Linked DNA regions of Homo sapiens: region 2 is linked to region 1. The links are chromatin contacts, found by Hi-C or POLR2A ChIA-PET in ENCODE. All regions are on one chromosome and are shown on one strand. The core of a region is the stretch at or near the end of the contact, and the rest is flanking DNA. Distances in the headings are between cores, read along the strand shown. Region 1 holds the start of SLC29A3 (solute carrier family 29 member 3). Region 2 holds the start of SPOCK2 (SPARC (osteonectin), cwcv and kazal like domains proteoglycan 2).

Region 1 (2,752 bases), core at 178-2,677:
ATGCATCCAGCCAGCAAGTCTATTTTAAACTCCCCTGGTTAGCAGAGCCCCTCCCCAGCCTGGATTCGCATGGAGGCCAGCATTAACAAGCTCACTGTCTGGAAGCTCACTGTGTGGAAAATCGCTTTTTCCACATGCACCCACTCATAGAGGAAAAGCCATGTGAAGGCACAGCAAGAAGGAGGCTGTCTGCAAGCCAGGAAGAGAGCCCTCATCAGAAACCAAATCAACCAGCACCTTGATCTTGCCCTTCCCAGCCTCCAGATCCATGAGAAACAAATTTTGTTTAAGCCACCCAGTCTATGCTATTTTGTCTGGCACAAAATGGTACAAATGTAACAAGCTCACTTGTTACATTTTAAAAATTAGTGTTTAAAATGTAAAAAATAATCATGACCCACCCACATAGAACAAGAGAGAACCGGCAAGTGGTTCTTTCCAGAGGCTCCAGCTACCTGTGGGGGCGGCTAGAAGGTCCACCAGCCCTGTCACTCAGGACCACACCTGGCTAGGGCCCCCTTCTCAGTTCCTAGCGTCTATTTGTCAAGGCTTGACTGAGCTTCTGAAGAAGGAGCCAGGAATTTTCTCTAACCAGGGTCACAGGCCAGGGCACTGGAGTGAGCAAAGTCTTATTAGTCTTTATAAAAGCTAGCTGCTGGCTTCTGGATTAAAAAATAAAGAGAAAGGCAGGCAAGGAAGTGCCCAACCTTCCCCAAAACAAGCTGGCTGTGGCCTGGAACGTGCTCCTGGGTCACCTGCGGGAGCCCGGCCATGCACAGACAGACAGCCCCACACAAGGAGGCAGGCACTGCTGGGGCCGCGGCAAAACCTCATCTGGGCTGGGAAGCCTGGGTGCTGGTTCCAAGGAGGTTCCTGACTCTGGCTAGGTGGCTCGCCCCTCTGTGCCTCGATCTCCTGGGCTGTGAACCGGGGTGGGGAGCTGGTAGGGCTAACCTGTGGGAAGGCACTGGGAAGCGCAGGGCACCGCCTACTGGCCGCGGCAGAACCGGCTTTGCGGTGTAAACAGCCCCAGCCTCAGGCCCCGCAGCTGGGACCGAGAGAATCAGCCACCGTCTGGATACTTCGGGCCGACGGGTCCATACCAGGCCCCCACCATACAGGCGGTGAGGTCCAGTCTCAGGGAGGAGGAGGGGAGAGGATTTGGGGAAGAGAAGATAGAGACCCAGAAAGAGGGGTGGCAGAGAGCAAGGAGAGAGAGGAGGGACGGTGGGGAAGGGACCACGGATGGGGTAGGGTCCTGCGGCTCCCCTGGCAGCCCGCAGCCGCCCCCAGGGCCCGGGAGGGAGGTCGCTGAGCGCGAGTCTGGGGGCGGCCGGGACCGTAGCCGGAAGAGCCCGAGCCGGCCCGCACTTACTGTCGCCGCTGCGCCACGCCGCCGCTGCCTCCGGCGCACGGCCAGGACCACTGGGCTTGGCAGGCGGCAGGCGGGCTCCTCCCCCGGCCCCGCCCCGCCCCTCGCGGCAGCACGCCGCCGCTTCCCCGTTTGCAAACACGCTTTTTTCCTTTGTCTTCTGCCGGCGCGCCGGGGCTCCCCCTTCTGGCGCTGAGCTGGGGCCTGCGTGCGCCCATTTTATAGGAGAAAAAGTGAGTCACCCAGTCTTAAACGCACTGCCCATGCTTGCGATGGGTGCGCTGCGCATCAGGCCTTTTGGTTGCTGCTCCTTCTTTACCTTGGAGCCAGACCCCACTGTCTCAGACCTCCCCTTTAGCTACTATAACCTGCACCCCAGGACTCAAAGGAGCCCTCATCTTGTCCCCAGGCCGCTGCAGAGACCCCTCTCCAAAGGCCGCTTCTACCCTTACCGGCTGCCGCTGCTCTGGAGGTGAAGCGGGACCCACACCCGGACTGAACTGGGCCTCCCAGGCCAGGCAGCTATTTTCAGTAGACCCAGAACATGGCAGTCAGCAATTCCAGCCCTCACACTTGACCTCAGCCATAGCGTGTAACACACAGCTGCCGCGTGTTCTTTAAGAAAGCAGGGGCCGGGCGCGGTGGCTCACGCCTGTAATCCCAGCACTTTGGGAGGCCGAAGCAGGCGGATCACCTGAGGTCGGGAGTTTGAGACCAGCCTGGCCAACATGGCGAAACCTCGTCTCTACTGAAAATACAAAAGTAGCCGGGCATGGTGGTGCGTGCCAGTGATCCCAGCTATGTGGGAGGCTGAGGCAGGAGAATCGCTTGAACCCGGGAGGCGGAGATTTCAGTGAACCGAGATGGTGCCACTGCACTCCAGCCTGGAGCCTGGGCGACAGAGCAAGACTCCATCTCAAAAAAAAAAAAAAAAAAAAAAAGGCGGAAACCTTCCTGACTCCCGGTCCTGGCCCAGTTGGCCTATTCAGAGCGGGGATCTGGATGCTTCACAGGGCCTGAAGATCTGTGACCATGGATAGTAAATTCTTGCAGTTGCCATCCCAGGGCTCAGGGGTGCCACAGAACCCATTGAGGCTGTCAGTGTGTGGACAGGTTCTCAGAACATCCCCACTCCCTGCCCCAGCCTCTCATTTTATAACCACCATTCCCCAAACACTGGCCTGATCATAAAAGTCTCGAGTACACATCCAGATTCTGGGGACCTCTCCCCAGGAGGGTTGCTGCCACTCCCCAATCCCTGAGGGTGGTGCTGTATCTGCTTTGTTTGCTCTTCCCTCATCGTGGGCACATAATTTGTGTTCAATAAATACCTGGATTAATACAACCCATCACTCAGGGGGTGCAGAATGGGGATCCAGA
Region 2 (2,752 bases), core at 84-2,583, 770 kb before region 1:
CTCTCACTGTACAGCGCCAGGACACACCCAGGAAGAATGCTTTATTACTGTGAGATGAAGACGTCAATGGCCAGGGCCTCACTGCAGCACCACCACTAAATCCAACAGCAAAGGAAACAAGAAAACATGGAAAGGGAGCTATTGTTTTCTGTTTTCCCAACGAGACTCCGGCCTGAGCCACTGAGGCATTCAGAGTTCCCAGATAGGCCAGATTCAGGGTGACAAGGAACCTTGTAAGCTATGTTTTTTCCTACTGATTAAGATTATGTTTTTTAAAGCATTTTAAATTTTTATTTTATTTTTAGATCACAGCAGCTAAGTCTTTTTATAAAAACACAATCTAGGGCTTGGGTCCCAAAAGTTCACTAGGTTTTGTCCCATCAGATGATGTTTCCTCTTTAATGTATTTGTAATGTAAACCTGTCCCCATTTCTGCTGTGCTCTTGGGACTGTGGCCAGCCTCCAGCCTTCCCCGCTGGTATGTCAACATTTAAATCTACAGCCAATAAGGAGGGTCGCAGTTTCAACAAAACCCGAAACACCTCAAACAAAACCAGCACCCCACCCCAGCCCCCCACTCCCCGGCTTCCCCAGTGGCTTATTCAAACTAACTTGAAGTCAAAAAACCATAAGCAAATATGCCTTTTCCAAATTTGCAGCCTCCAAGGCAGATGAAATGGTCAGACATTTGCCTTTTAGGGTTGTCCTGGGAAGAGCTGACAAAACGGGTGACAGCCCCTAAACAGCTGCCTGGGGAGGAGGACATCTGCCTCTGTTTCACCAGCCACTCAGTGCTCAGGCCTTGCCTTGCGCAACGCGGTGCCGCTGGGGAGCAATGGTTCTGAGCAGCCAGTTGTTATACGGCTTTTGTCTTAACGAAGCCACCCATTACGGTAGAGCCATAACTCGCAGGAAGCCAGCTGTCAGGGCTGTGGCGCAGGCCCCTCTGGGTGGGAGGCAAGGGGAGAAAAACAGTGTCTGGCCAAATTCCCTTTCCGACACCTGAGCCTGGCTGGCTTTGTAACCGGAGAGTTTTGTGCCCTCTCCCCCATCCCATCTTCCCCGGGGAGATCCTGGGGCCCTTCTTGCTCTCCATCCTTTGAGGGAGCTCAGGGACATTTCGGGATTCTGGATTTCTTGGTCTGCAACTCCCTGTGTGCCAGGCGGGGCTGGGCCCCGCTGCGGCTGGCTGGCGTTTGGCGCTCTCATCGAGGGAGCGCTTCGCTTTGAAATCTACCCACTCCTTTTTTTTTTTTTTTTTTAAACCAGGTATGATGATGTCAAACGTGATGCTGATGCTACAGTTACAGCCCCTGCTGGCGCAGCCTCTCTGATTCTCTCTCCCTCTCCGCGTCCAGTGCTGGGCTTTTTCAGACAAGTGCATCTCCTAACCAGGTCACATTTCAGCCGCGACCCACTCTCCGCCAGTCACCGGAGGCAGACCGCGGGAGGAGAGCTGAGGACAGCCGCGTGCGCTTCGCCAGCAGCGGGGTGGGAGGAAGGACATTAAAATACTGCAGAAGTCAAGACCCCCCCAGGTCGAACCCAGACCACGATGCGCGCCCCGGGCTGCGGGCGGCTGGTGCTGCCGCTGCTGCTCCTGGCCGCGGCAGCCCTGGCCGAAGGCGACGCCAAGGGGCTCAAGGAGGGCGAGACCCCCGGCAATTTCATGGAGGACGAGCAATGGCTGTCGTCCATCTCGCAGTACAGCGGCAAGATCAAGCACTGGAACCGCTTCCGAGACGTGAGTCCGCAGGGCTGCCAAGGCAGAGACCCGGGGTTGCGGGTTCGGGGATTGAGCTCCGGGGTCTGCGGGAGCGGCCGCCGCACGTCGCAGCCCGAGGCTCCGCAGCCTGGCCGGCTAATTACACGGAAAGTAAACAGTACTGGGGGTCACAGCCCAGCGCCCCTCCCCTGTCCCTGCGGCCCGGGCCGGCGGCCCTGGGACCCCCCAGCCCCGGGACCCCCAGCTCCACACCTGCCCGACGCTCCGGGGTCGCGCGCTCCGGGGTCTCCCCTGCGGGCCGGGAGTGGGAAGGGGTGCGGGGCCGGGGGGACCCGGACCCCGGCTGCCGCTGGACCCCGACCCGGTCCCCAGCTGCGTTGTGCGAGCCGCCCCCGGGCCTGCCCCAGCCGCTGGGATGCTGCAGGCTGCACATACGGGGCACTGCAGCACCGGCAGGTCTGGGTGGGGCCGGCAGTGAGGGTGGCATCGGCTCGCGCGGTGCCCTCTGTTCCCACCGTGGGCTTTGCGGGAGGGGGACAGCATGGGACGGGAGTGTGACCGGGGCTCTGGGTCTGGGGTCCCAGCAGCCTTCTAGGCGAGATGGTGGAAGGCGTGTCCGTACGGGGGTGGGCTGGGGTCCCCGTGCAGAAGGGCGCGCGAGGACCCAGGCTGGTTTTCCCGGACCAACATTTCAGGGGGGAATCCAGCCTGGAGCGAGGGGAGCAGCTCGGAGCCAGAGGAAGGCTCCCGGCCCGGTGGGCTTGAGAAGCCGGGGAGAGTCCAGAAGCTGGGTTTGGGGGCCCCCGGCGGGCGCCGCCCGAACCCCGGCGTAACCTTGGGCCGAACTCCGCGGGGTGGGGGCGGGGGGGTAGCTGCGGCACTTTTGTTTACCGGCACCTGTGGATCAGAGGGGAAGTCGCAGGCGGCGGCCCGGCGGGGCTGGCTCCTTCCTCTCGGCCGGGCCGGGTTGGGGGCTGGGGAAGCAGGGGTGAGGCAGGGCGGGCGGAGGGTGTGGCTGGACCCCGA

The links. A loop is a pair of places that touch in the nucleus more often than their neighbours do. ChIA-PET counts read pairs that join two places held with the same protein, here RNA polymerase II (POLR2A). Pooled maps may share reads with other maps.
Region 2: a pooled map of psoas muscle shows a loop between it and region 1 (2.7-fold over the local background). The contact joins the promoter of SPOCK2 here to the promoter of SLC29A3 in region 1. A Hi-C loop is called at or near these places in 1 of 50 pooled maps. POLR2A ChIA-PET finds 5 or more read pairs at or near these places in 2 of 52 experiments (H1 and activated T-cell).

The regions. Positions count from the first base shown.
Region 1 is chr10:71,317,934-71,320,685 of GRCh38, reverse strand. It overlaps SLC29A3 (solute carrier family 29 member 3), which reads right to left and starts at 1,427. Exons shown (of 6, transcript NM_018344.6): 1 at 1,376-1,427. The coding sequence starts at 1,376. LOC124902445 (a long non-coding RNA gene) reads left to right here and starts at 1,023. Exons shown (of 2, transcript XR_007062183.1): 1 at 1,023-1,124; 2 at 1,782-2,717. RefSeq lists a silencer at 1,181-1,630.
Region 2 is chr10:72,087,132-72,089,883 of GRCh38, reverse strand. SPOCK2 (SPARC (osteonectin), cwcv and kazal like domains proteoglycan 2) reads left to right here and starts at 1,333. Exons shown (of 11, transcript NM_001244950.2): 1 at 1,333-1,744. The coding sequence starts at 1,556.